Regions from separate parts of the Mus musculus genome. Here region 2 is linked to region 1. Evidence: chromatin loops called from intact Hi-C (ENCODE). Cell type or tissue: heart. All regions are shown on one strand. Each heading gives the region's core, and the rest is flanking DNA. Links, peaks and the distances in the headings are about the cores only.

Region 1 (15,234 bases), core at 2,812-10,811:
AACTCACAGAAAAAAAAAACATATGATCATCTTACTAGATGCTGAGAAACATTTGACAAAAACCAATACCCCTTCATCATAAAATTATTGGAAAGATCAGGAATTCAAGTCCCATACATAAACATAGTGAAAGCAATAGACAGCAAACCAGTAGACAACATCAACCTAAATGGAGAGACACTTGAAGCATTCTCACTAAAATCAGGGACTAGACAAGGCTGCCCACTCTCTTACTTCCTATTCAATATAGTACTTGAAGTCCTAGCCAGAGCAATTAGACAACAAATGGAGATTAAGGGGATACAAATTGTAAAGGAAGAAGTCAAACTACCACTATTTGCTGATGATATGATAGTTTAATTAAGTGACCCCAAAAATTCCACCAGAGAACTCCTATACCTGATAAACAACAACAGCAAAGTAGCTGAATATAAAATTAACTCAAACAAATCAGTGGCCTTCCTTTACACAAAGGAGAAACAGGCTCAGAAAGAAATTAGTGAAACAACACCCTTCTCAATAGTCACAAATAGTATAAAATACCTTGGTGTGACGCTAAAACTAAGCAAATGAAAGATCTGTATGATAAGAACTTCAAGTCTTTGAAGAAAGAAATCAAAGAAGGTCTCAGAAAATGGAACGATCTCCCATGCTCATGGATTGGCAGGATTAATATAGTAAAAATGGTCATCTTGCCGAAAGCACTCTACAGATTCAAATTCTGCACTGAGTTAGAAAGGGCAATTTGCACATTCATCTGGAATCACAAAAAATCAAGGATATGGAAACTATTCTCAACAGTAAAAGAACCTCTGGTGGAATCACCATCCCTGACCTGAAGCTGTACTACAGAGAAATTGTGACAAAAGCTGCATGGTACTAGTACAGTGACAGGTGGGTAGATCAATGGAATAGAATTGAAGACCCAGAAATGAACCCACACACCTATGGTCACTTGACTCTTGACAAAAGAGCTAAAAACCATCCAGTGGAAAAATGACAGTATTTTCAATAAATGGTGCTGGCTCAACTGGTGGTTATCATGTAGAAGAATGTAAATAGATTCATTCTTATCTCTTTGTACAAAGCTCAAGTCCAAGTGGATCAAGGACCTCCACATAAAACCAGATAAACTAAAAATAATAGAAGAGAAAGTGGGGAAGAGCCCCAAGCACATGGGCACAGGGGAAATTTTCCTGAACAGAAAACCTATACTCTAAGATCACGAGTTGATAAATGGGACCTCATAAAATTGCAATGCTTCTGTAAGGCAAAGGACACTGTCAATAGGACAAAAAGAAAACCAACAGGCTGGGAAAAGATCTTTACCAATCCTACATCTGATAGAGATCTAATATCCAATATATACAAAAAATTCAAATAGCTAGACTCTAAGGAACCAAATAATCCTATTAAAAGTAGGGAGCAAAGCTAAAGAAATAATTCTCAACTGAGGAATACCAAATGGCTGAGAAGCACCTAAAGAAATGTTCAACATCCTTAGTCATTACGGAAATGGAAATCAAAACAACCCTGAGATTCCACCTTACACAAGTCAGAATGGATAAGATCAAAACTCAGGTGACAACAGATGCTGATGAGGTTGCGGAGAAAGAGGAACACTCCTTCATTGCTGGTGGGATTGCAAGCTAGTAAAACCCCTCTGGAAATCAGTTTGGCAATTCCTCAGAAAATTGGACATAATACTACCTGAGGATCCACTAATACCACTCCTTGGCATATAACCAAAATATGCTCCAACATGCTTTAAGGACACATGCTCCCCTATATTCATCACAGCCTTATTTATAATAACCAGGAACTGGAAAGAACCCAGATGTCCCTCAACAGATGAACGGATACAGTAAATGTAGTACATTTACACAATGGAGTACTACTCAGATATTAAAAACAACGAATTTATGAAATTCTTAGGCAAATGGACGAAATCAAAAAATATCATCATGAGTGAAGTAACCCAATCACAAAAGAACACACATGGTATGCACTCACTGATAAGTGGATATTAGCTCAGAAGCTTGGAATACCCACGATACAATTCACACACCACATGAAACTCAAACCAAAATGTGGATACTTCAATTCTTCTTAGAAGGGGCAACAAAATTCTCATGGAAACAGTTACAGAGACAAAGTGTGAAGCAGAGACTGAAGACATGACCATCTGGGAATCTATCCCATATACAATCACCAAACCCAGATACTTTTGTGGATGCCAACAAGTGGTTACTGACAGAAGCCTGTTATAGCTGTCTTTGGAGCAGCTCCACCAGTGCCTAACAAATACAGAGGTGGATCCTCGCAGCCTACCATTGGACTGAGCACAGGGTCTCCAATGAAAGAGCTAGAGAAATAGGAGGAACAATAATATGAACTAACCAGCACCTCCCCAGAGCTTCAGGGACTAAATCACCAACCAAAGAGAACACATGGTGGTTCTCATGGCTCCAGCTGCATATGTAGCAGAGGATGGCCTTTTCAGTCATCAATGGGAGGAGAAGCCCTTGGTCCTGTGAAGACTCTATGCCCCAGTGTAGGGGAATTCCAGGGTCAAGAAGCAGGTGTGAGTGTGTTGGTGAGCAGTGGGAGGAAAAAGGTGATAGGGGTTTTTGGAGGGGAAACCAGGAAAAGGGACAACACTTGAAATGTAATTAAATATCCAATTTAAAAATAAAAACAAAGAAAGAAAGAGAGAGAGAGAGAGAGGAAGGAAGGAAGGAAGGAAAGAAGGAAGGAAGGAAGGAAGGAAGGAAGGAAGGAAGGAAGGAAGGAAAAAGAAAGAAAGAAAGAAAGAAAGAAAGAAAGAAAGAGAGAGAGAGAGAGAGAGAGAGAGAGAGAGAGAGAGAGAGAGAGAGAGAGAGAGAGAGAGAGAGAGAGAGAAATTATGTGTGTATGTTAGGTGATAATGGTATTTATCATTCAACAAGCTTAGACTGAGACTGGCACAGGGGAAGGTGAGGCCTTGGTAATTCCAGGACTGTTCTTGTCTATCCAGAGGTTTTAGTCACTTTTTCTATAAGTCATTTCCAGGGCAACATTAATTTGGCTATCTTTGGAGATGTGCTGATTAAAATTATGACAAAATAACATTTTGAAGAAAAATGTCACAGATTATTCTTTTTAAAATTTGTATTTATTTGTTTATTTATTTATTTTACGTATTCACTCTATATCCCACTGTTCGCTGCCATGCTCCTGGTCACCCCTCCCACAATCCTTTCCCCATCCTCCCCTCTTCTTCTCTGAGTGGGTAGAGGCCCCCTTGGGTATTCTTCCTACCCTAGCTCTTCAAATTTTTGTGTGGCTAGGCACTTCCTCTTTCACTGAGGTCAGACAAGGCAGCCCAACTAGTAGAACATATGCCACATACCACAGATTATTCTAAATCTGTTTAATTTAATTTTAGAAAACATGGGGTTTTGTGCACTAAATTTCTATTAAAACTGTGTACTGTCCTATATCTTAGAGTCTGATGTTACATCCCTAATTCCATTCTCCTTTGGTGATTATGTAGCTTAGATCATTCAGTATGGAACACTCTGTCTTTCTTTGCTTTCTTAATTTATTCCTCTTTATCTGAAGTCAGGGTGGTGTTGGAATTAAAGCCTATGGTTGCCTCACTCTGACTACCTTGTTTCACAGTTTTGCTTTGTCATTGATGATCATTGGTAGTAGAACCCTATTTGTTTTCCTGGACTTTCTGACCTGTAAGTTGGGAATATAGAATTCTAAGACATACTTATGTCATAAAATATTGTGAGATGACACTGGGCACACAGTCAAATCCTCAGATACAATTATTTTCCGTTTTTACTCTCTTCATAAATTTTCACACAGGTCAATTCATGCAGTTTTGATTTTTACTGTAACACAACATTTTCTGTAACTAGCAAAATAAATTCCTCCTAAAACTTAATGTGTTAGTTTTAAAGGGAATCTGTTTGGTATCTGCAGACAAATGTTTCTACTTTAGTGTTTGTTAGGTTCAAAGAGGAGTGTGGTAATATGCTATCTATGATATCACTAAACAAACATAATTAACATTCAGAAAAAAAATTTGAGGACATATTAAAATGGAAGCATATTGCTATGGGTTTAATAGCTGAAACTATAAGCTGCTATTTTTTTTCTCCAGCTAAAATAGAGTTCCTATGGATAATATCACAGACGCACTAGTTTTAGATAGTACTTACTAAGTCTCTAAGACCTAAAACATTTCTCAAGGAAATTACTCTAAATGAAAAGACTGTGGCGATGGAAAAATGTCTGCATATGAAAGCCAAAACATACTTCCGTGACTTTGGACTTGAGAGGCTGAGATTCCAGCAGGATTAACCAATTGGAGTTTTCAACTTGCTTGATAGTTCTGAGCCAAGTTCAAGTATTCACTTTATAATCAGTGCCCTAGAATTAGACATGGTTTAATCTGTCAGTCAGCTTCAATTGACAAATCGCTCCTTTTTGCGACTAAGACACCTAACAGATTATGGCACTGTGCCTTTGGCAGGTGAGGAGAATCCCCATGAGGTAGACTTTGTGTGTTCGAAGAGTAGAAACTTAACAAGCCTGGCCAGAGAATGATCACTGTGAGTCAATCTGCTAATTTTGAACATTAGCTCAAATTTGCCATTAAACTAAGCAAAGATATAGTTACCCAATTACTAAAATATCCAGTTTTATGTTTCCAGAAATAAAAAAGGGAAAAGGTGATTCTTGAGATTTGAGTCAACTATTTTTCAATAGTGCAAGAAGGTGAGTCATGTCTTGGATGTATTGATTTCAGTTACATCATTTGGTCTGTGGAGAAAATGTGATGACATAAAACAGAAGCGTGATAATCTTCACAGAAAGATGAGTATATACATGCCTCTTCCCCTTATCCTTTCCTCCCCTCCCTTCATCATCCCTTTCCTCTCCCCTTCCTTCCTTCCTTCCTTCCTTCCTTCCTTCCTTCCTTCTTTCTTCCTTTCCTTTCTACCTTCCTTCCTATCTTCCCTTCATCTTCTATGCATTTGTTATAATAAACCTAAATCTGAACATACCACACAACAGTAAAGAAAGTTTTGTTGAGAAGGGGCTCACAGATCCAGGTTACATAGCTACAGGACAAAGTATGCCTGAGGATGAGCCACGAATGGGCACAGTCCTAATGAGAGAGAAGCCTGCAATGAGGGTAGGCGATTCTCCACCGTTTACTTGAATTCAGAACCTTAGGATTTATAAAGGTGACATAGATTTAGTACATTTTCACTTTATGTATTTATTGTGTGCCCATGTGATTGGAGAGGGGCACATTCCACAACACATGTGTGAAGATTAAGGAACTCATGGGGGAAATAGCTTCTCTTCTTCAACTCTATGTGTCCCAGGAGTCAGTAACTGCTGAGCCATCTTGCCATCCTCAGGTTTGTGTCTTAGATGTACTGATGTCTAGTATCTTACTTGAGACAAAACTCTCATTTTCCACCTCTGCTCTGAGAAATTTCCTCTGAGCAGTCATTCCTGAACTTAAAATTGTCTGGTGTTAGCACAGTTGGTTAGTTTTCATTTGGTCATGCCTAGTCTGCCTTCAGTATTCTCACCAGTATTCAGTAGTGTCACAGTGTACTCGATGGCACAAGCCACATGGTTTGGTGCCTTCTTATATTTTAAAATTAAAGATCTGGAGCTAGAAAGATGTTGCAGCAGCTAAGGAAATATTCTGCCATTGCAGAGGGAGGACTTGAGTTCAGTACCCACATTGGGTAGCTCACAACCTTCTGTAATTCCAGCTCCAAGGTGTCCAGTGCCTTTGACTTCTTCAGGCAACTGCTTGCATGAGCACATACCTGGACAGAGATGACAATACACGTACTTAAAAATAATAAAAATAAAGACTGAAGACTATATTGTGAAGGAATGACCTTTACTTTATGCACGGCATTACCATCACAGCCTACGTTTTATTGGAAGGTTGTAATAGTTTCATCAGAGTAAAAGTTAAATTTTTGTACCCTACACAGTAAGGTCCTATGGAATGCAGCTTCCGATCTCTCTAGTCTCATTCTCATCCCTCTGGCTTTTTCAGTTTTTGTTTGCTCGAACTGGTTTTTATTCTTATCAGGGCTACAGGTTTCTTCTGGCCAGAAATGATCCTGGAACAGTATGTCCAAGGAAAGTTGACTTTCATGTCACTTAAACAGGCAAGGCAAGTAAAATTATAAGAGCAACAGTTAATTTTAAAAGAAATCTTTATAATTCCATTGGGAATTTATAGACAAACACAAACTTGCTGATAATTTTTATGTTTCTTTTATAACAGTAAATGTCATTTCACACTGCCACCCATACCCAATCCATTATGCTATGGAAACTCCCCAATCCCAAGCTTCTCCCATCTTCCTTACTTTCCCACCATTATCAGCCACCCCTCTTTCTTATAAACATCTTTACTTCGTCTTTTTAAATTGTTTTGGCTTTGTTTACTGTCCCACAGAGTTTATCCAAGGCTATCTATGTGTATCTGAGTGTGGAATAAATCATAAGTGCCTGGAGGGCTAACCAGTGAGTATATAACAAGATACCATGTCTCTACTTGCCCCAGAATCCATTTGTTGTCTATAGATTAACAGTAAGTGGCATGGCCCTGTGAGTTGCTTGCCCTTCTATAGCTGACTACTAGAAAGGTGTCCCCTCTGTGACCAGTGCTAGAATGCATAGGTGCTGTGTTCCTGTCCTCCTTAGAGGATGGTATTTAATAATCAGTCTCCTTCTCCTGACCTTTGCTTTTTGTCTCCCCTGAGTTATAAGATTGTGTTGTAAACACCTTGTCAAGGGCTGTACTTTCAACTGTCTTTTATTCTTACCACCTTGTAAGAATAAAAGTTATTTGTTATTTCTTATAAACTTGCTCATACTATTAGCCATAACAATTTATTTCTTAAAGAGTATAGCTGGAGATCTGTCCTAATCATCATATTGTAGATAACATTATCTTCTAGATTGTGTTTCTCTTGGTAGGAAGCAAATGTAAATATTTGAAAGTAGTAATGGCATGCAGAGAGACTGGAAGCGTTCTATAATAAAGATAGGTAGTGGGTTCTAGTTTGATGCTCCTAATGAGCCAAGGTGGCAGAAGCATAGTCAGGATGCTCCTTCCATACAAGTCATGCCAGTAGAATGACTCCAGATGACTATACCTCGGCTTTATCTCTGGGGTTTCTGTTTTATTTAGAGTATCGTTTTGGATTATAATTTCCTCAAATGTAAGTGGGAATAATGTGCTTTTCCTTGTAAAAATGTTATATTAGTAAATGTAAGTCAGTATCCTTAGACATTGACATTTTGGTTAGAAATGTTAAGAAAAAATGCCTAGGCCCTGTATCTAGGGTTTTTATTCACGAGATCTACAGTGAGATCTCAGGTACTGTGTATTGTTGATGCTGCCAATCAATATCTTACTTTGAGAGCACCTGAGCTGGAATATGACCAGTTTATGTAATAAACTGACCTAAACATTAGTGGGTTGTCCAACAGATGAATGTGTATATAGACAGCAAAACAATGTGGTCTTTAGAGGGATACCCCTGGATATGAGAGGTTATAGCATCCTTCCATGGTCACCACAGAGGAGGAAGAGAACAGGAAGAATCATGAGCTGGCTCTTAGGATTTCTCATTGGAAGTGTTCACTTAACACTGGCTATTATTAGTAAAGTTTTACGTAATTTCTGTTTCTGATAACAGCACTGGATAAAGATAGGCAGCCTTTCTGGGGGTGGGGCACACCGTGTCCTGACACTTCCTCGAGTGTACATGTGTGGAAGAGAAGACTGGCAAGGAAAGAGGAATGTTCTCAATGCCATGCTCTTGTGAAACAAAACTCAGTTTTTGTTTTCCCCATGGCATCCGTGAGTGACTTCAAACAGTTTTCTTTATACCAAGGATTCTGTTTTTGGATCCTTCCCAGTCTCTATTTCTGGATTCTATTTCTGCACCCACTCTTGCCTTCTGTGTCAACATGAGAACTAAGAATGATTGATCGGGGGATTATTTTAAGTGTTTGCCCATATCCTTTTCTGTAATATGAAAAGCAAGGTCCTCTGGTGTTAATCTGGCAGGTGTCCAATCTCTATTGTTTGAATTTTCCCTTGTTCTGAGCCCCCTCTTTGTCCTGGGTATTCACTTCATCTGCGATAGCCCTGAGTTCACATTCCATACTTCCTTCTTTGCATAGATAAATTCCGGGAAAAGGCCCAGGGATGCTAAAAGTGCCTGATGCTGCATTCACCTCAAAGGTACTGGAGAAATACAAGATACTGCAATGTGAATGCTTTTGACTCTACAAAAGCATATCACAACAGAGGAATTATTTTCCTCCACTTTGGCTTCATACAGCCATTATTTCTTTGATGATCTCTTTGTATTTAGAAATTTATAGTGATAACATCAGCCAATTTTCCCTGCGTCTTCATACCTTGTTTTAAATCTCTTTTAGAGAGACAGGAAATTACAGCTAAAGATCCCTGGCTTTGGGGCCAGGTAAATATCCAGCCAAGTCTCTGCTGCATTTCTTAACTACCTGTGGGACTTAGAGGACACTTGATCTCTCAGGCTTAATTCTTATCTATAAAGTAAGAAAAATGGCATGAAATCCCTCAGTATTAGGTAAAAAAAAAAAAAAAGTATCACTTTTCTTTATTGCAAGAGCCTGCTGAGAATTTAAAAAGGAGGTGACAAGACCAGAGAAAGCTGACACAACTGTAATTAATTAATGAGACATGTGGGTCAGCTCTTTAGAGTTTTTTTTTTTCCAGTTCATTTGTGCTGCCAAAAGATGAACTCTCAGTCTCCAGGGACTGGGATTAGAAGCATGAAGGCCTTGAAGTGATCTTTGTGTCTTAGCAGAACTGCTTTTCATCTATGTTCAAATGGCCAAGTTGATTGGCCTCATACTTTCAGAGTCTCTTCCATATTTGAGTCTTTGCTTTTCTGTATATATGTATTATGTAATATATATAATATATATGTATATTATATATATATTGCATGGTGCATACTTTAACACACTACTAAGCATAGCTATAGCTATGCAGAACATCAAAGGCCTTGTTTTTGCTGATAGGGAGTGTCTATGATCAGACAGAGCTATTCCAGAAACAACACTAAGAATGCATAAACCCATTTTACAGTACCAGACTGTGTCTGTAGCTGAGCATCTGTAGTGTAAGAAAGGAATTTTTCTCATCCTCAAAAAATCTATTATATATATGGACACTGCAGTGGGCAGTAGTGTTATCTGGAAGATGATGTTTTGGAATGTGTGTTTATAAGATATAGGTGCTGTGGGGTGGATTCCTGGCATGTTATCTGATGACTCATATCTGATGGGTCTTATCAGAAGACTCAACTAAGACAGACAGGAATAAATAACTTTCGGCTCCAGAAGCTACATTGTTAAACAATTTTTCTTTTCAAAACACATCACTCTCTCCAGTCCATTCTCTAGCGGGCTCTCAGAGTAACCTTAGAAATTGGAATCCGTCCCTCACATGATGGATTTTCTTGACACTGCATTTTTTCATATGAAGTATAGACTATGGTTTATACCTCCATACTCTTTTGTCTGCTTTTATTGTCAGTCTTCTAGTGGAACAGAAGCTCCCAGGAGTCACTGTTTTATTTCCTTGCCTGTGATAATCCCCACATACATACTGGAAAAAAGTAATGAGTACCGCGAGGCTGGCTTCTGATTATTTAGTCAGACAGATCCTGACATGGGGATTTACTTTCTAAAAGTGGGGGCTTCAACGTCAGCTGCTCCGAGGAAAGCACAGACTAGCAGTCCATTGCCTTTTAAGCCTCAGAGGCCACATTTTAGGGGACGCTCTTAAGTAAAGTATTCTCTTCCCTGTGCTCAGGTCTACATGTGCTTTGTAAAGGGAGGAATTGGCAGACCTTCCCATTCAGCAGTCCATGTGAGCAGAAGAAGATAAAATTAAGAAGCCTTTTTTCACAAAGATTATATATGTATATGTATATGTATATGTATATGTATATGTATATGTATATGTATATGTATATGTATATGTATATGTATATGTATATGTATATGTATATGTATATGTATATGTATATGTATATGTATATGTATATGTATGTGTAAGCATGGAACCTGAAGACAAACTACTGTGGAACAATGTAATAGTTTTCCTTCAATATGATATTTGGATAACATGGGCTTTAGAGAAAGACAAGTCTTTTAGGATAAACACATGAGAAAGAATAGGTGAAAATTGAGAATGATTAGTAAAAGTGATTTTAAAACTTTGTGAAAGAAAAAAACACTAGACATCCCCTGCTTTCTGTCCTCTGAGTGTTGGGAGGAGAGTTTGCATATATCAAAGCCACCAGGTCTCAAGTACTGCGAGTGCTTTGGGGATGGGGTATAGAGTTACAGTTAACTCCCCACAAACCAGCCGAACTGCATGTATGCATGTGCTTTCTTCAAGCAGTATAAATGCAAATGTGGCTGCTCTAAAATAGATGGCGTTGTGCCCCTAACACGATGTTTATCCTTAGGATAAGGCGGTCAATAGTTCAAGAGAGCTTCTCCAACCAATCTCAGGTTTACCTGGTGATTCTTCCATTCTTCACTCCCCCAACCTCTGAGTTAAAAGTGTACCAAGTATCTTTGAGGCTTTAATCACTGGGTTGAGGATTAACACTGTAACAAAGGGTAATTGTGCTTATTTGTCTTTATAAAAAACTTCCAATCTATTAGCACACAGGCGGCACCTGAGCAAACTCAAACAACACCCTATAGGATAGAAACTCACAGATTGTAACTTTCATCAAAAAACATTGATGGCTGACATGAGTCCATGTGGTAACTGTTGGGCAAACTGCCCAATACAGCTGCCTTCATTCTTTATCTGTCTCCTTTATTTGCCTCAAACTTCTGCTAGACTCTTGGCTTTGTATAAAAATGATAACCAGGAAGGAATGAGTTTATACAACCTATCATATTCACCTTCAAGGATGGAGGCAAACAGATAGGCTATTTTAATAAATACAAAGTCTCTTTGAATTCTAAGAGTGATAAACCTTGAATGTTTCTAAGATGATAGAGAGGAGTAATTTGTGTGGGAACTACACTGATTCCCTTGAGCAACAACAATGAGGAATGTGGTAACAGTTTATGTAAGTACCTTGGAGAACCAGAGCTGATGCAATGATGAGCAGGACCATAGATCAGTTGTGCATAGATCTTTCAATACTGCTTTCTTTGCCCCAATTCTTCTATTTAAGGATAAAAGATCAGTTGTGCATAGATCTTTCAATACTGCTTTCTTTGCCCCAATTCTTCTATTTAAACATAAAGTTCATATTAGGACCCCAAAGATGAAGTTGGGGCCACAAGACCACTCTCTCTTCCTCCAATCAAGGTATTGGAAAGATACATTTCCTTCTCTAGTTTTTACCATCACTCATTTCTATAACTGGTATATTGGCCAAGTGTAGCTTACTGGGGCTGCTAGACATAAGCACAGTCCAGACTCAGTCAGGAGATTTACAGAGGTTATGAGAAGATATGGTGCTTAAGTTAATTCATGTACTGGTGGGATATTTCATCAGGGAAAGGATTTATGTAGGAAGGTATAGGTTGGTTTAGTAGGAGGGAACAGCTCAGGCAGAAGAAAAAATTATATATACATATATATGTATGTGTGTGTGTGATTGTGTGTGTGTATAAATACATACATATACACACACACACATGTATATGTATATTACACAAGAGTTCTGAAATTGGTGGATCATATGTTAACACACAACCAAGAATTTGTGGCAGTTTTAGTAATCTTGTTGGATATATTCTAAAAAGTATTAGGCATAATTCAATGGTTTCAAGCAAAGACCAAGTCTATTTATTGTTGTTTGATAATTTTGGAATCTACCATGTGCCTTGTTAGCAATTCCCTTCCTTGTTCTCGGGTCTCTACTCAATAAAACGGCCTTACATGTAAAGTTTCAGGAACTTGCTAAACATAATCTTAACCTTACTTAATTTCTCCTTGATTTTGCTTCCCACCAGTAGATGTGTTGTTACATTTTATCTTTCTAGAAGGCCAGAGGGATGGTCATTACAGTAATTACAAAGAAAATTTAACACACTGTTTGTTGGTTGAAAACTGTTGTTTTCCAAATCACATGTGTGATAAGTTTTGCTTAAGCCTTTAACACCTTCATCTCTCATCCCTGTGTTTGATGTTTAGGGTTTCCACCTCTGCCAGGACTAAGCCATTAGAATTGGAGCTGCGTTTTGAGGTTTCTGCCTATGGCCAAATGTTTAACCCACTGTGACCTCCAGGTCTTTTGAGATGTCCTATGTAGACATTCCTTTAATGATGTAGGCTCACATCTAGATATATTAGCAGAGAACCTGAGAAAGTCCGCCCTGAAAACTAGAATCACTTCCCCTTCCCCAGAATGTCCATGCCAGGCCCAGAACAATGGTGGGAAGAATAAAGGTGTCTTTCAATGGTAAAGACCAATCCAGATATTTTATCAATGAAAAGAGACCCTATAGTGTGGCAAAATTAAAAAGATTTATCTCAACTGAAAGAAATCTAAGAAGCTCTGGTCTTAATGGAGATTGGGTTTGAAAAAAAAAATAGGTGTGTTATTCAGATACACCTGTACTTTGGTCTTTACCATGGGTGGGTTAATTCTGAGAATGCTAGAATAGTGAGCAAATAATACAGAGTTGATTTAGGCCTAAATCTTACTCCACTCTTTACTGCTGATAATGCTGGGTGGCATGTCTGAAAACTACTCTCAGAGATTAAACTGTACAGCCATTATTCTGAATAATAAGTACATTACCTCTGCACTATATTTTGTTTCTTTCTTATTTTTCCCTATCTCTCTCCCCCCTTTGTCCTTCCGTCTCTCTCCCTCTTCTCTTTTTCCTTATCTGTCTCAATGTCTGTCTCTGTCTGTCTATCTGTCTCTCTCTCTGTCTGTCTCTCTCTTTCCCTCCCTTTCTCTTCCAAACTCATTGTTAATAATCTATAAGATATGTTTGTAGTCCAAATGCTTGAGATTAACTTCTTCAAACTTTTATGTTTAAATTTGGCTAAAGTACCTTGGCTCCCAAGTATTCAGTGTACTTTAGAAGCTTTAAGTCTGAGATGAAATACAAAACTTTAAAATAATGTAAATAGAATTTGATGTAGTTTGGTAGATGGTAGTAATTAGAGAAGAAAATGGATTTTTCTAGTTTCCAGAAATTTGAAATAAAGGAAATCCTATTTTAACTTTTAATAATCAATATACAGAAATGAAAAAATATGTTTAATAAAAGTTAATAAATCCCTAGACCACAATATTAACAGATTTGATTAGGTAATCATGTATTTACAATAAAAATAAGATAAATGTATAATATGCATGTAGCTATTACTCAGATAAAACACCAAATCTCATAAACCCATGGTGGAATATGATTATATGCAGGGGAATACTAAAAAAATTAAAACTCTGATAGAATTAGATTTGGGACCTTGTCTACATACATTTTGCTCCACTGTTACTTCCCAAAAGGAAAGTAGGTTTTGCCTACAGCAGCATACGGTTTTGAGGCAAGTAACAATCCCATTTGGTCCATTTTATTTTGGAGGCCATATTCTTTAGATAAACAGTTTCACAAAGAAGAAAATATTAAATGTAAGATGTCACAGACTGCTTAAATATGCCTTTGAGCCCAAAGTAATGAAAGAGATTTATTCTTGAGACAGCATGTAATTTGAAGAATATGCAGACACTGACAAACACACACACTCAGACATACATACATACACAGACACACACACACACTTGGATATACAGACACAAACACACAGACACACACAGAGAGATACACAGACACAGAGAAACACACAGACACACATGAACACACACACATAAAGATACATACACACAGATAAACATACACACAGCATTGGACTCTTCCTTCGGTTCTTCAGAGTTCCTTTAGTTTCCTTAAGGAGATGAAACTAAGGAATGCCACAAGAACTTTTAGCTTCACACACAACGGTTTTGAGGCAAGTAACAATCCCATTTGCTCCATTTTATTTTGGAGGCCATATTCTTTAGATAAACAGTTTCACAAAGAAGAAAATATTAAATGTAAGATGTCACAGACTGCTTAAATATGCCTATGAGCCCAAAGTAATGAAAGAGGTTTATTCTTGAGAAAGATATGTTGTTAACGCCTAAACTAGGGGCACAGCCCTCCTTTTTTATGCTTCTGAATTGGGCTAATTTGCGTGTTAAGTACTTTCAGGTATTCATGCAAGCAGCGTGCGTTCAGAGGGCTGTGGTTGGATATTCCATGGTGTCCCCTGGAACTCTGTCAATAAGGTTTTGCAGATAGAGCATTACTGACCTTAATAAACCGGTATGTACCAGTCAAGAACAGAAAGTAAAGTAAACGTACTTCCACACATACTTCATGTGATTCATGGAAATCAGAATCCCAGTGTCAAACAATTTATGATGTACAGACAGCATGGGTCTTGTGAAAAACATCAAGTTTGTTTTGTTTGAAGTTAAGAAACCTTGTTGCAGCCAACGTAGGCATACTGAAAAAAAAAAAAAACTAAAAACACTGAAAAATTTTACATATTATTTCTACTTGACCCAAAATCTTCTTTCTTATTAAAACTTTGCAAAGGTGAGGCCAATTTGTTAGAATTTAGGAACTAATATTAATATATGCATGATTTTATTAATGTCTGTGCTCTATATTAGCAGTTATTGTATTTACCAGCACTTTGCTTCCTGATACTGATGTCTATCCACCACTATAATGCAATGCGAAATAGTTCCCTGCCCTCAGAAGTTACTGTGCTGGGCTTCACCCAGTCCTCTCTGCCTGGATGACTGGAAATTCTCAATGTTTCTGTTGTCTCCACACCACTGCCTTTTCAAAACCCAGATTTTTTACAGTATACAGTCCTTTCAGGGGGGCCTTTGGTACAGTGAAACAGATGGATGGGACATTCCTCAGTCACTTTAAATCTCACTCAGAATGATGAGTGCAGTGAGACACATAGGAAACACATAATGAAATAAATAGGAGCATAAACCAATTTCTCCTCCTAATTCGGCTTATATCTTGGTGGCTAACTTGGCTGATCTGGGACTCTCTTAGATAATACCGTCATTT
Region 2 (15,234 bases), core at 3,539-11,538, 190 kb before region 1:
TCCACACTCCTTTCACTATGTCTCAACTAATGCGTACTTCTCTGGACTCCGAGTCCTTTTCTTTGGTCAATAGATCAAGTTAGATGCCAGTACCATGGGATGACCATTAAGAACGGCAGCAGCAGTGGAGTGGATCAACCTGAGCTTAGAGTGCTATAGAAGGCAGAACTGCAGAAGCTCTTTGGAGGAGCCCAGAAGAGCATGTGTGGATCCCAGACATTGAAACAAGAAGCTGTAACATTGAGGATGCCTTGGAGATCCCAAGATGTTTGAGATGTCAGAGCCAGGAACTATCTGTTGAGGAAAGCTGCTAACAGGGAGTGGAACCAGCCCAGGAGAAAGAAGTATGTTGCAGTCAACAAAGATGAAAAGGAGTTGGAGATCTGAAGACCACTTTGACATCAGACATGGAGATGCAGAATTTGGAATTTGCCCAGGTGGTTTCCTGTCTTGTTTTGGGGAATACAGTTAAGTGATTAGAAAAAAATCTCAGAAAAATCTTTGAACTTTGGACTTTTAACATTGTTGAGACTGCTATAGACTAAGGAACTTTGGAAGTTGGACTAAATGTATTTTGCATTATGCTATGTTCAGGTATGGCCCCCCAGAGACTCAAATGTTTGGACAAGGCTATGGGGGCCAGGGAGTGGAATGTGATGGTTTATATATGGCCCAGGGAGTGGCACTATTAGGAGGTGTGGCCTTGTTGGAGTTGGTGTGTCACTATGGGTGTGGGCTTCAGACCCTCACCCTAGCTGCCTGGAAGTCAGTCTTCCACTAGCAGCATTCAGATGAAGATGTTGAACTCTCAGCTCTGCCTGCACCATACCAGCCTGGATGCTGCCATGGTCTTGCCTGGATTATAGTGGACTTAATCTCTGAACCTGTAAGCCAGGCCCAATTAAATGTTGTCTATATAAGAAAAAATAGAATTTCCTTGGATCATATTAGTAAAAATAAATGTTGGTGTTTTGGGTTACTACACACAGTGAATCTACAGCTAGTTTTTCTACTCCTACCTAAGGACCTTAGGTTTGCCAAGGTGGTGAATTTTCTCTTAAAGTTTGACTTGCCGAATATGTATTTTTAATTTATGTTCTATACCTAGGTCAGTTCAAAACTTGTTTACATATGTTTTGTACTCAAATTTTCAGAACCTCTGATTTTTTTAAAAACTGATAACCATAGTCCATGTTAATTTTTCTCTCATATCACATGTCTGCTTGACATAACATGTGACTTAGGTATGGGAGAAATGATGTCTTCTGCAGCATACACAGATTCACCCATTAGTCATACGCTCTCAGGATTAAGTGTATACAACTGGTAGTAGGTGGTAGATGTTCGTGTTTGGATATGATCTGAGTCTGTCCCTTCAAAGTACAAGTGACAAAGGTCAAACTCCAGTGTGGTGGAGTTGGGATGAAAATCCTTCCGTAGGAAGGTATAATGGAAGATGATAAGGCCTTGGGCTCTTGAATCGGTCACCCTAGCTTGAGGTCTTCAAGGTCTCCCCTGTAAGCATACCTGTCTCCATGATGCAATAAACCTTGTTGTGACACAGCAAGACAGCCTCTCTGGGAGTCAAATAAGAGGCCCCAGATCCCAGAATTTATCCATTTTAGCATTTCAAACTGTGAGTTAACCAAATTCTTTTCTTTACCAAGACTTAGCTATGTTGTTTTGTCAATGGAAAATAGATAAATGCAATACCTGTTTAGCATTTGTAAACATATCTTTTAAACACTGTAAGCTTATGTAAAGGAAGCAAGTTCCAGTGGGCATCAAATATATCAGTTCAGGTTCTACCCAAGAATTGGCTGATACACGTCAAGATGAAACGAGCATACCTATAGAAGATAACCTCATGTTCTACTAGGCAAGGATCGCAAATATTTGGGCATGTGTTCCTCTTAAAAAGGCAGAATGTTCGATCAAGTGGTAGTTCCTCGTTCTCTCCTCCACAGTGTTTCATGTGTCCCATTAAGCAAGCATCATCTTTATCTCAGAGAAGCCCAATATCTTTCAGTACAAGCATTCAGAGAGAAAGTACTGCAGCACAAAGTCACAGGACATTTATCCACGCCTGGCATCTGGGAAGACGACACGCAGACATTTCAAATTTATATTTCATCATATGAATGTAGAATCTGAACACCTTTCTTGTCTGGAGAAAGGACAATCGTCTGGTGCATGGTACTTACAACACCGATTGAAACAGTCACGTTTCACCAAGATGTCCACACAGGAAGGAAAGTTGGCATTATCATCATCCTTGGCAGTACCAGAAAACTCAGGCTGATAGCATTGATGAAGAATTCTACAACGGGGAAGTCGGTATTGAATTTAATGTGATGCCATAAGCCGTGGCAACCAAACTGCTATCTGTCTCTGTGGAATTTTGTAAATTCATTGATCGACAACTGTGAATAACTGTGAGTTATTTTTCTGTGGTCAGATGGATCAAAGGAATACACTTGATAATAACCCCTTAGTGCACTTATAATAAGAGACTCAGCAACCCAATAGTGAAGATGTAGCCAAGTCAGAGGACCACGTGAGTAGCTAGAGAGTCCTTCTAAAAGTAAACGAGCATTCCTGGCTTTAAATCTACACAAATATAGAACTCTACAACGAGGCTGCTATGGGAGATTGTGCAACCTTAATTCTTCTATGACTAGTCGTACAAACAAGGCAGAAATCACCCAGTCTATCCTCACTTGTACTCATTAGAAGCAGCAGAGTAGTTCTTGAAGACACAATGATGTACTTTAGAGGGATAAGGGTCACACGTTTTTAAATGATACTTGTTATCATTTTAATGACAGCTATTGGTCACCATGATGGTTTGAACAAGAGATGTTCCCCGGAGTCTTCAACGTTTGTATACTTGGACCTCCATGGAGACTTACGTGCTCCAGCTTTGCTGGAGGAATTCACTGTAAAATGCCTCACCTATATCCAGTTTGCTCTTTCTGGTTTGTGCTCACAATTCGAGGGTATGGTCACTTGCTTCCTGCACCGGCCACCATTTCTGCTGGTTGCCATACCTTTTCATCATCATGATGGTCTCATAACCCTCTAGAACCACAAGCCAAAATAAATCCGCCCTTCTATAATTTTTTTGTCATGATACTTTTATTACAACTACAGAAAACAACTAATAAAGTTACTAATAACATATTAAGCAATAACTTGTAACATTATTTTTGAAATAGCTTAGAAATGTTATATCCTGGGATGTTGCTAGTCTTTGAAACATGTATTTCCTTGAAGAAAACAATAAAAATCTTTTGTTTTTTACAAGCACCTGTAAGTTTTCTTAGAAACAGTTCCTCTGGACATTTTAACTTCTACATAGAATGATGTGATAAGTTGCTATGGAGCCACTGCTCACTGGGGAGCAAAGAGGTCTCAGGAAATCTGTGAGATGACACCTGTGTCCATGATTGGAAAGGAAGCTGTCACCTAACTGGTTGTCACCAATTACTGAGATTTGTCCTCTGAATGAGGCGGATGGTCAGAGCTCACATCCCAGATCCTAGTATTCTTCTGCCAACACTGCAGTGTGCTTCCACAGGCTTGCCATGGTTGGTGGAAATGGTCAAAGGATAGATGCAGCAAAAGTTGGAGGGTCATGAAGAGAAGAAGCTGGTGTGGAAAGAGAACAACATAGTTATGGGAGGAAGGCTGGACAGAGGGCTGTGAAGATAGAAGTTAAAGATGTAACTGGTTCTCTGGACTCTTCTTTCTCCTCTCCTTCTGGCTATGAGCTTGGGGAACTGTTTCCTGTTTGTTTACTTCTTATCTTCAGAAGCCATCTTTGGGAAGATATGAATCAGAGAGAACAAGAAGAGAGAACTGACTCCGTTAGCTACTAGTGTTCTTGGGCCATCTCCAAACCTCCCACTGTGTTTCCTTTTGTGAGAGTTTTCTGCAAACTTCCCCATTGAAGCTGCTGGCTTGCTAGTTCTCCATGACTGCAGAGGTCATTGTCCGGGCTTGGGGGGGGGGGAGTCACCCCCATCAGTTCAGTCAGTTTGGCTCTTAGCAGTGGATTCAAGATTAAACATGTGTGCTCCCAATGCTATGTCAGAATGAACATCTACTACTTGGAAAGAAATAGAGAAAGTACAACTCCAGGTTAATTCCAAGCTTAAAAAGATTATCAGAAGGCAGGGAGAATGCCAACCCATAGGATGCAAGAGACTCCCAGACAGATGGATGGGTGTGCCAAGGCTCTGCCACCTCTCTAAGACACTTGACCTTCCAATGCCTTACTTCCCAATCTGGGTAATAGGGATATAAAATGCAAAGCTGTGGTTTGGGGAGAACCTAGTTCAAGAAATAACATATTTAAAATATTGAGCATAGCTGGGCATGGTGGCACACACCTTTAATCCCAGCACTCGGGAGGCAGAGGCAGGCAGATTTCTGAGTTCGAGGCCAGCCTGGTCTACAAAGTGAGTTCCAGGACAGTCAGGGCTATACAGAGAAACCCTGTCTCGAAAAACAACAACAACAACAACAACAACAACAACAACAACAACAAAACAACAACAACAACAACAACAACAACAACAAAAAACAACAAAAAAATTGAGCATACTGTGTGGTGCACACTAGCATATTTAATATTAAGGCCAAAATTGGACTTTCTCTTACTGTGCGCTAAATCTGGATTGATTGTTACTATAAGTTGCAAATCAAGAACAACTAGTTATAAATGATATGTTTTCCTCAAAGATCTCTACTAGGCTTTCCATTTAAAAAATTCAGATAAAGATATTTTGCTTTCCCAAGAAGTAGTCTAAATACATGATTTCAGTTTTGTGGTGGCTTTAGTATTTCCAGAATTTTTTCAATCACTTGAATCTCTCTTCCCATGCCACCCCCCATCTGTGTGTGTGTGTGTGTGTGTGTGTGTGTGTGTGTGTGTGTGTGCAGCATACGTGAGTGTATATTACGGGGCATGTGGAAACGCTTGGTTCCTTTGGAGCTGGAGTTAAGGTTATTGTGAGCTGCCTGACATGGGTATTGTTAACCAAGCTGGGAGTGTGGGGGGTGTCCTCTACAAGAGCAGTAGGTGCCTTTAAATACTGAACTGTCTCTCCAGCTCCTTGTGGTGGCTTTAGCCTTATCCTATTGCCATTGGTCTTTCTTCTCTTTCATTTTCAAGGGGAAAGACTAAATTACCAAATAAGCCCAGAAGCTAAAGCCTCCTATCCTTTCTCCAAACATCAAGTCCATGTGAATCTAATCCCAGAATAGCCATGCTATGAAGTGTCTTGGCTGTGAATGTTCTGGGAAACACAGAGTTTCTTATTTAGTACTTCCATTGGCCGTCCACAGAAAGCAAGTGGGTGCTCACAACTGCAAACTTTGCAGTTTCGTGTAAGGACGGCTGCAGTTTTCCAGAATATAAATATTACCTCGTTTTGACGACAGAAGAGGAGCAATGAAGAACATATGCTTCCATTCAGCAGTGTGTAACCCGTAGCTTTTCTATGCAGCAGGCATATATTAATCCAATAATTCAATTGCCTTCCTTGGCACAGCCAAGAGTGAGTTGCCCCAGATGTCCCAGTCTGGGAGGCAGGCAGGAGGGTCTAGTTAAGCCTGGCAGTGTGGAATGCTCTGTTATTAAGGAAGTGTTATCCACAAAGAACTGCCAGCTAGAGGAAATGGTGTGTTCCCCACCATGGCCAGTGGCTGGGACTCTTCTTTTCCCTAGCACGTGGTATGGCACAGTAGGCCTGTCTCAGCCAAGACTCCTGTTCTTGGGAGAGATCTTGGGAGCAGCTGTGCAAAGAAGGGAGCCCATTCTTGAGGGGGGGAGTGGTGTCTCCCCACTTAGAGAATAGGATGCAACTGCCCAAGAAGTGGAAAGGTAGAAGCTCTGGCTGGGCCCTCTTGTCAGGATCCCCGCCCTGGCAACTTTCTAAAGCAGTTGAGTCTTCAGCCTCCTAGGACACATCGCACGTGTGAGTAAGGAGCTAGTCTGCTCACAGGCTACTCTATTTTCCAGCTTCATTTTCCTCAGGCTTTTTGATGGAAGCTTAAAACGCTGTACAAAGTAATGAGAGTGGGGCTGAACTATTGCTTTTTTTTTTATATAAAGGCAATGTATTTAATATATGACCAGCCACTTTGACGTTATTTTAAGAAGACTCAAAATTATCAGCCTTTGAAGAAAATCATTCCTGGTACTTTATCAAGAAAATATTTTTTATTCTCTCTCTGTCTCTCTCTCTCTTTCTCGTTAAATTCAGAGAGAGCTACGTAAACACTCTATCTTTGAGCTTTATTGAGAGTATTCTCGCCGGGAGGTGGTGGCGCACGCCTTTAATCCCAGCACTTGGGAGACAGAGGCAGGCAGATTTCTGAGTTCGAGGTCATCCTGGTCTACAAAGTGAGTTCCAGGACAGCCAGGGATATACAGAGAAAGCCTGTCTCAAAAACCAAAAAAAAAAAAAGGAAGAAAGAAGAGTATTCTCCTCTCTTACTTGTCCCCCTTGCTGCAGGTGCTTGCCTCAGTGTCCCCCCCCCCCCAAGACGGAAGAACTAAGCCACTGACATCTCTTAGGGCGAGAGCATTCACAGTCAAACGAGTGTTCAAGGCCTGAGCCCATCACGATCATTACCTCTTAATCCCTTTATTTCCAACCCCCTATGGCCCCTTTCTTGGCCTGAAGGCTGTAAGGTGTGTAGAAGAGCTCAGGGTGGAGGTGGTGGCTCACAGATGTAATCACATCACTCCAGAAGAGGTTGATTTTTAGGTCAGTCTGAGCTATATAGCTAGACTGTCACATGCAAGCTCATGTGAGATTGTCGTACACACAGAGGCACGCGAGCACATATACACAGACAATTTCATATATACAAAATGTGTTGCTAGGTAGCATTCATGGTTGGACATGTCCTGAAAGGAAGCAGTGGGATTTGAGAACAAGGTTGGGATCCAAGTCTCCTTTTCATCGCTCAATCCAATTTGGCCTAGGTTCGGCCTATGCTAAGAAAGCCTGGCTTCTAGTTTCTCCATTTTGTGGACTCACAGCTCCACGGGGCACCAGCAGGGGGCGGCGTTGTCACGCAGCTAGATTTGCGTGGGCGACACCCCTGCATCCCATCCCTCAACTCAGGTTGGGCTTCTAGACCAGGGCTCCCTAAATTCAGAGGCTGATTCTCTGAAGTTGTCTAGGGTCATGGGGGTAATGGCTGTTCATCTCAGGGCCTCTCCTCTCTACCCTGACTGCCTCGTTCGGCTCACAGCCTCTACCTGGATCAAGGACTGCAAAGCATTACTTTGAACGGAGGCAGCAGCGGGGCGGCGGAGGAAGTGGACAAGCGAAAGCAGGGAGCTTTCTAGCAAACAGTGCGGTGCCAGAGCGCAGAGATAACCTTTTCCAACCCTTAAGCACTCCACTGGCGACTGAAGCTGGAGGGGGAGAAACTTCTCGTCTTTTAAATTTGCCCTTAATGGCCGGTAAGAAGCCAGAGCCTACTTTGATCATTGACGTTTTATCCGCTTAAGAACTGAGAACCTTAGAGGCTGCGAGGAACGCGCTTCTCCCAAGTCTGAGCCGAAGGACCGCCACCCTGGCGGCCGCTTTTCGTGCACTGCTGGGGTTGCGCTCCGAGACCCCGCGGGTTGGCCGCGAGCCCGCGGAGCTGTGTGATAGGAGACGCGCGCCTGCCCAGCTCGCGGGCAGCAGCTGGACGCGCACTCAGGCTGGCTGGCTGGTACCGGACTCCCCACCCCACCCCCACCCCCCCACCAGCACTTCTCGAGGTTTCGAGAATCGAAACTCAGTTCTCAGCAAACCCTCCCCCTCCCTCACAGAGACTGACGTGCGTGACCAGTTGCCTCTGGAGACCACACTTGGCCCAGGGTCCAGAGTGGAATCGGCGGTCTAGCCACAAACGGACACTGTTGAGGGAACCTCCAGGAGACCCAGTTACGCGGCAATGACGCGCTCCACCCGGCCAGAAGGCTAGGCTTGGGAAGTTTCTATAGTTGCGTGATTTTTAACCCTGATCCGGTTTTGATGGCCATCTATCACATTTGAGGCAAAGTGTCTCCTCTTTAGGGGTGTGTGTGTGCGCGCGCGCGTGTGTGGACGTGCAGAAATGGATAAATCTACACGTAGGAGCCACAGGCATCTGTCTGTGCTCATAGCCAGGGGCTGCGCACCCTGGCCTAGCTCCAGCAGCTCTGAGCTCCGGCGACTGTCCACCCAGCGCTGGGGGCGGTGCTCTATGCAAATGAGAGGGTGTGGCGAGCGCTGCGCGCTGGGGCCCCGGAAGCGCGGAGAAGCCCGGTATAAAAAAAGTACTGAAGACATTTCCCCCCGCACAACTGCTAAAGCTCCAGAGACGCGAGTGTGCGCGGTGGCATCGGCGGCGTCGAGAGCCGCCACCTCCGAGACCACCGCAGCGGGGGCGCGGGCGGGGCGCGGGCAAGGGGCGGGAACGCTCAGGGCGCGGCGGGGGTCGGCGCGGAGAAGTCGCGGGCCGCTGCCGGGAGCGCACTCGCAGCTCCTGCGAAGTGTGTCCGCCTCGCGGTTCCTCGCTCGCCTGCGCTCCTAGAAGGGGCGGCCGCCTCCAGGTGACACAGACGGGACTCTCGCTTGTGCTTTCCAGATGCATCAGAGATACTTTTGGTGCGGGGCTGCTCTGCGGGGCGCGGCGCGCGGCTGGGCATTGGGGTCGGTGAGGGTTGGGGGAGGAGGGCTACTATGGGCGTCACGATCGGGGAGGGGAAGCCCAGGCCCCTCGGCGGGACCCCTGTCCCCTCACCCGCACACCTCTCTGCCGCTCCCCTAAATCCACTCTTTCCTCTTAGGACTGACCAAGGCCAAGTGGCTTTCGGAGGGCACTACATGGCCGAGGGCGAAGGGTACTTTGCCATGGCAGAGGACGAGCTGACCGGCGGCCCTTACATCCCCCTGGGTGGTGACTTCGGCGGCGGCGGCAGCAGCTTCGGCGACCGCTGCTCGGACTATTGCGAAAGCCCCACGGCGCACTGCAATGTGCTGAACTGGGAGCAAGTGCAGCGGTTGGACGGCATTCTGAGCGAGACCATCCCGATCCACGGGCGCGGCAACTTCCCCACGCTCGAGCTGCAGCCAAGCCTGATTGTGAAGGTGGTGAGGAGGCGCCTGGAAGAGAAGGGCATAGGTGTCCGCGACGTGCGCCTCAACGGCTCAGCCGCCAGTCACGTCCTGCACCAGGACAGTGGCCTAGGCTACAAGGACCTGGACCTCATCTTCTGCGCTGACCTGCGTGGGGAAGAGGAGTTTCAGACTGTGAAGGACGTCGTTCTGGATTGCCTGTTAGACTTCTTGCCCGAAGGGGTGAACAAGGAGAAGATCACACCGCTCACTCTCAAGGTAAAGCCACCTGATGGGCTTGGGCAGAGCAGGGGTGGGGAGAAAGCAAGCCCAGCTTGCCTTGACTGCCGTCAGTATGGCCATAGTGAGTTCGTTTATTTATTTTTTTATTATTTTTTTTTCACGAGCGCACTAATGCGCGTGAGTGGTGTGGAGTGTTTTAGTTTCCTGGGAGATCCAGCGCCACAACTCTGTGCTTCCTCCTCTGCGTTTCCTTCTCTTCCTTCTCTCTATGGTTTAACTCTTGACTTTCCTTGCTGGACTCTTGTCCAGAGTATAACGTGATTGGTGGAAGGATGGAATGATGTAAATAATTTTTTTGAGTCATCTTGTAATCTAGACTTTGGGAAAAATAGCAGCCTGAAGCAGAACTGAGTCAATGGTTTTTATTATATTGGAAAATGTGAATCGATCCATACTCCACTGACTTCGGCGTTTAAGATATTTGATGCTTTTCCCTGTTAATTCACAGAGTCGAGGGTGTAATAGTGTGCCCCTCCCCTTCGGTTTAGGTGGCGTTTTGTATAATTAATTAAAGTTGTCTGAAGGCAATTTAGTTCCTCTTTGGCTGTAACTGTAGAGTGTCGCTGGAGGGACACACTCGACTGATAAGATTGATTGCCTAAGGGGGAGGAGAACGGGGTGGTTGGAGACCAGGCTGAGAGAGGCCAACTCACGACACTGTCTGTCTCTCTGTGGATACTGGGTGAATATTGTGCCCATTAGACCATCTTCAAAAAATAACATTTGAACTCAGACATGACAATAGAACGTCTTAGTATGCTGCTGTGTCTGCCAAAAGCCTCAAACTATTACTTCTAGTCTCTTTCCCAGACGGCAAAACTACTCGTTAAATGTATTTTTTCCCCTGTTTTCCGAAGACCGTTTAAGCTCGTAGGTAGTGTTTTGCTGAAACTTAACAAAACAAACAGGAAGGAGCAAAATAATTCTCAGCAAAGCAGCTGAGACACATTTATTGTTCCTTTACCAGCTTTGTTCATTTCCTTGTTTCTTTTACATCGTAGGAGGCTTATGTGCAGAAAATGGTTAAAGTGTGCAATGATTCTGACCGGTGGAGCCTTATATCCCTGTCAAACAACAGTGGCAAAAATGTGGAGCTGAAGTTTGTGGATTCCCTGCGGAGGCAGTTTGAATTCAGTGTAGATTCTTTTCAAATCAAATTAGACTCTCTTCTCCTCTTTTACGAGTGTTCAGAGAACCCGATGACTGAGACATTTCACCCCACCATCATCGGTGAGAGTGTCTATGGTGATTTCCACGAAGCCTTTGATCACCTTTGCAACAAGATCATTGCCACCAGGAACCCAGAGGAAATAAGAGGGGGAGGCCTGCTTAAGTACTGCAATCTCTTAGTGCGGGGCTTCAGGCCTGCCTCCGAGGAGATCAAGACCCTCCAGAGGTACATGTGTTCCCGGTTTTTTATTGACTTCTCAGACATCGGAGAGCAGCAGAGAAAGCTGGAGTCCTACTTGCAGAACCACTTCGTGGGCTTGGAAGACCGCAAGTATGACTATCTCATGACCCTTCATGGAGTGGTAAACGAGAGTACGGTGTGCCTGATGGGACATGAAAGGAGGCAGACTTTAAACCTTATCACCATGCTGGCAATCCGGGTGCTAGCTGACCAAAATGTCATTCCTAATGTGGCTAATGTCACTTGCTATTACCAGCCGGCCCCCTATGTTGCAGATGCTAACTTTAGCAATTACTACATTGCACAAGTTCAGCCCGTGTTCACATGCCAGCAGCAGACATACTCTACTTGGTTACCCTGCAACTAAGAATGTTTAAAAAATGTCCCATGGGGAAGCCATTTCAAGTAAGACAGGGGGGAAAAAAAGAAAGAAAGAGAGAAAGAAAAAAAAAGAAAGGAAGAAAAATTATGACACAACACCAAAAAGGGAAGTGACCCAGTCCTAATTAGGGATGTGTTTAGTGCACGGAGGACTTGCTCCTGATTTTAAAGTTGGCAATGCTTTTGGATCTTTCCATCAGTACAGGAGCAGGATCTCAACTGTCACCCTCCCTAGCCACCCACCTCACCTATGGTCTCTACCCAATTGGATGGTATCTTGAAACAAACGAGGCCTGTTGGTAAAAAGCAGCCAGATTCTCCCAAAATAACAAGAGAATTTTAAAAAAGGAAAAAAAAAAAGGCTTGATTTTGACAATATGGGTTTGCAGTAGCTACTCCCATAGCTCTGCCATAGGGAAGAGAATGGTGGACAAACTTTTCAGATGGCATTCACAAATGGGAAACCACAGAGGAGGAAAGCCTTGCCTATCACACGAGGAGGTCAGAAAGTAACAGGGGAAAGCAGGGCTACTATACTAGAAGGTATTACCGTCTGTTTTGAAGCAAGTGCTCTCTTTGGAATGATCCTGTTTTCCTCAGAGAAACAGCTCAATCCAAACCAACAGTCCAAACCGACCAACAGTCAGTCGATGCTGTCCTCGTAACAAACAGCAGAACTTAAGGATGACACGACCCGTTAATTCCAGCTTCGTGCGTAGCTTGCGTTTTTTTTAATTATTATTATTATTTTAAATGTGAAGACGCAAGCAAAAAACAGCTGTAGCCAAGAAAACATGCTCAAGGACCAAAGATTTAACAGATAAAAATTCCCAAGCAGAAGAGATAGAATAGGATATATAAAGAGTTACTATATTTGTTACACACCAATACACATCAAAGTGCCTGTTGCTTTCAGAAGATTTGAAGTGGAAAAGGTTATTTTATGGTTTAATAATTATTTTATTTTATCAGGGACTCAAGAAAAAAAAATAAAACAACATATAAGCTTGTGAATGGTGGAGGAAATGCCCTATTTTTTTTTTTTTTTTTGGCAAATACCTATATAAAGTTGATATTGTTTGGTGTGATGTTATCATAGGTACGTATATATTGTTTGTGTGTATACACACACACATATATGTGATATGTATGTATGTATATATACACACACTACTTTGTCTATGATCTAAAATAATGTATCAAATAGGAAAAATTTAAATATAGTGCTTTTTATGTTTTTGGTAGGATCTTAGAAGACATGGGCAAACTGCAATGATGACTTAAAACCCATAAAAAAATAAGACAAGTGGAGGTAAATGAGTAATATATTTGTAGGAAAAGCAGAGATTACACATTTATAGTGAGTTTTTTCTTATTTTCAGTGAGCCAGAGAACTTCACAAATGGAAGAATATTTGGTAGCATACTTTTTAATTGACTTACTTGACATTTTGAGAGTCTGAACCCCTCCCCCTTAAATAAATGGAATCACATACCTTCAAGGCTTAGAACTTGTGGATCATGGACCAGAGATAGGATAACTAAATCCATAAACTGCGGAAAAAAAATTCTGGAACCTGAACACTACTTCCTAATATTTAAATGAAAATACAAATGAGTGCATTCTACATTTTGGACCACTAGAATTTAATAAATGTGAAATGACCATTTTTAAAGAGTATTTGCACAATTACATAAAGTTTATATATAGGATATCTATATTATATATACATATATATACATTTTATAAATTTATCCGATATGAAATATGTTTGATCTGGTTGTCACACTGCATAGAAATATGTAGTACTGCACCTTAAATTAAATCACGTTGTATTCGCTCAAACCCAGCTTTAGTTTTCTCTCCCAGGAGACCATTTGTGTACCTTTGTGTCGTGAACTGATATTTTCATGTTCAGCGACAGCTAAACTTAACTCCTGTCCCAGCTCTGTAGACCTTGATCTCTGAAAAATAACATTTCAAAAAAATGAAACAAATGCATTAAAAACCTTCCCTTATTGTTGTGAAACAATCACACAGTCCCCTGGAACCTTAGTGAATGACTGCTAGGTATGGTCATTCCTTTGCAGAGCCAGTCAGTGACAGAGATGCTAGGGTGAATGTAACTCTCTCACCTTGGCAATGAATGATGTTATCTCAGCATCTCTCAGCTTCTGCTGGACAGATTAGTCCAGGTTCATCTGTCTGGACCACCCTTCTGTGCATCTGTATCTGAAGCCTTAACAGCAACCAGATTGGCTCTGATTGGACAGCTTCCCTGAGAATCCTCACTAAGCTGCCACAGCCCCCAACACTGCCACTCTCTTTTATAAGGAACTGATCTTACTCCCATGGTGGTCCAGTTTTCCCCTTCACTGCCCTGCATTTGAAAAATCATACACAAAGTCCCAGGAAACCTTGTTCAGCTTGCAGCTGAAGTCTGGAACTCACCTATCAGAAACCACAGTCCAGCCCACTTAGCTCTCCTGCAAGTTCCCCTGGACTGCTGGGGCGGGGGACAGAGGCTTTTCTGGTGACCTGGTTTCTGCTCATGCTAACTCTGCAAATATGAGTTGTCCACTGTTTTGAAAAGTCTGGAGATCTTGGGCTCTGCCATAGTAGCAGCCTGCTGTTAACTGACAGCACAGGTTTTTGTTTGAAGGGGCCTTATTAGAAAATAATGTTTATCATTTACTTTCTCAAGTATTTTCTATTCCTTGCTTGCTTACTTAGCTGCAAGCTAAGTCAAAAGAACTTAGTCAAAAGAACCAGCACGCAACATTCAGATAGAACAGGCTGTGTTCAAGGCAACTTTTGGCATTTACTTTAACCCTTATATAATTTATTTCTATTTTGTGCATACTATAGTCCTGTGCATATGTAGTTGAACATGCAAGGGAATATGTGTCTCTCTTTGTGGATGTGTGGCCTAAAATTCTGAATGTCAGAGCAAAGGACAGCTCTCTCTGCATCTAATCAGTGCCCACGGTTTGTTTGCTCTTGTGTTTGTCTGGCCTAGTGTACTGTTACTTTGAAACAGGGAGAAGTCTTGCCTTCTGAAGGTTCTTCTCACGTGTCCAGTCTGGCATGTCAGAGAACACTTAGCCTGTGACTGTGTCCTTTTACAAAGTTTACTTCATCTGCAGTAAATTCAACTGCCTCAAGAACTCTTACAGGGGGATGGACTTTCCAAAGTTGAACGGAGCGCTTGCGCTCTTTGGTATAGTTAGGCTGTTTTGACCTGGGTCCAAAAAAGCACAAGGATGGGCAGAATACTCAATCCAATCAGGAAGTGAAATGAAAAGTGAACATACTGTTTTTGCCACCCCTTCTGTTTGCTGTCGTTGGTTGCTTTACTGTGCATATCCTTGTTTTAATGCAATGCTTGTTAAATAAATATTGTGAACTATTTTGTAAATGAAATGTATTATGTTAAAAGCTGTCAGCAGCTGTCAAAAATAAGCTTTTGTTGTGAAAGAAAAATGTGTGTTAGATAAAAACAAAACAAAACAAAAAAAGTCAAAAATATCCTGTTTTCATATATAGCACCTATTTGAATATACTCTTTCTTTAATATTTCTTTTAGCATCACCATTTCAGTGCTGTGGAGGGATCTCCGTGTCACGTGTTGTCATGGTAATGGCTTGCTAAGAAATCAGTGATAACCGTACAAAGTGGGCGGTGCTGAGGGGCTTGGGGATCCTTGCTGCAAAGCTTTGCAGAATGTAAGAGGCTCTGTTTACCCTTGGCCCTCCCTCCCACCTCCCTACAACCATTGCCTGCTCTGAGTTGTCCTATGACAGCAAGATGCACCCTGGGTCACTCTTGGAACGTTTTGACAATTGTGTGTCACAGGCAGTAAAAAGAGTTGATAGAAAATGGACTCTTCAAAACTGACATGTTCGCAGCAGTGCTAGAGGGAACAGATTGTGAATTTTGTTTACAGCATCCAATATTTGGATTTTTGTTTTTGTAAATAAAAAGAAGTTATTTTTTTCTATTGATCTGTGTCTGCTCTATTTGGTG

What was found. Hi-C counts contacts between places; a loop is a spot of excess contacts. Peaks named below come from ENCODE experiments on the same cell type or tissue, not always from the same donor. Only the 100,000 strongest peaks of a DNase experiment are listed, where the experiment ranks them.
Region 2: a loop joins it to region 1, with 9 times the contacts of the local background. A loop is called at or near these places in 3 of 42 quality-filtered maps.

Annotation. Positions count from the first base shown.
Region 1 is chr9:85,132,641-85,147,874 of GRCm38, reverse strand. No RefSeq gene overlaps it. Among named protein-coding and RNA genes, the nearest start is that of Tent5a, 190 kb to the left of the region's middle. In heart, for the core only: no CTCF peak of the experiment used is centred there; a DNase peak (open chromatin) is centred at 7,774.
Region 2 is chr9:85,320,417-85,335,650 of GRCm38, reverse strand. It overlaps Tent5a (terminal nucleotidyltransferase 5A), which reads left to right and starts at 8,501. Exons shown (of 3, transcript NM_001160379.1): 1 at 8,501-8,608; 2 at 8,846-9,392; 3 at 10,418-15,212. The coding sequence starts at 8,883. The coding sequence ends at 11,194. In heart, for the core only: no CTCF peak of the experiment used is centred there; DNase peaks (open chromatin) are centred at 3,940, 7,110, 8,220, 8,960 and 1 weaker place; H3K4me3 peaks cover 4,241 bases; H3K27ac peaks cover 3,562 bases.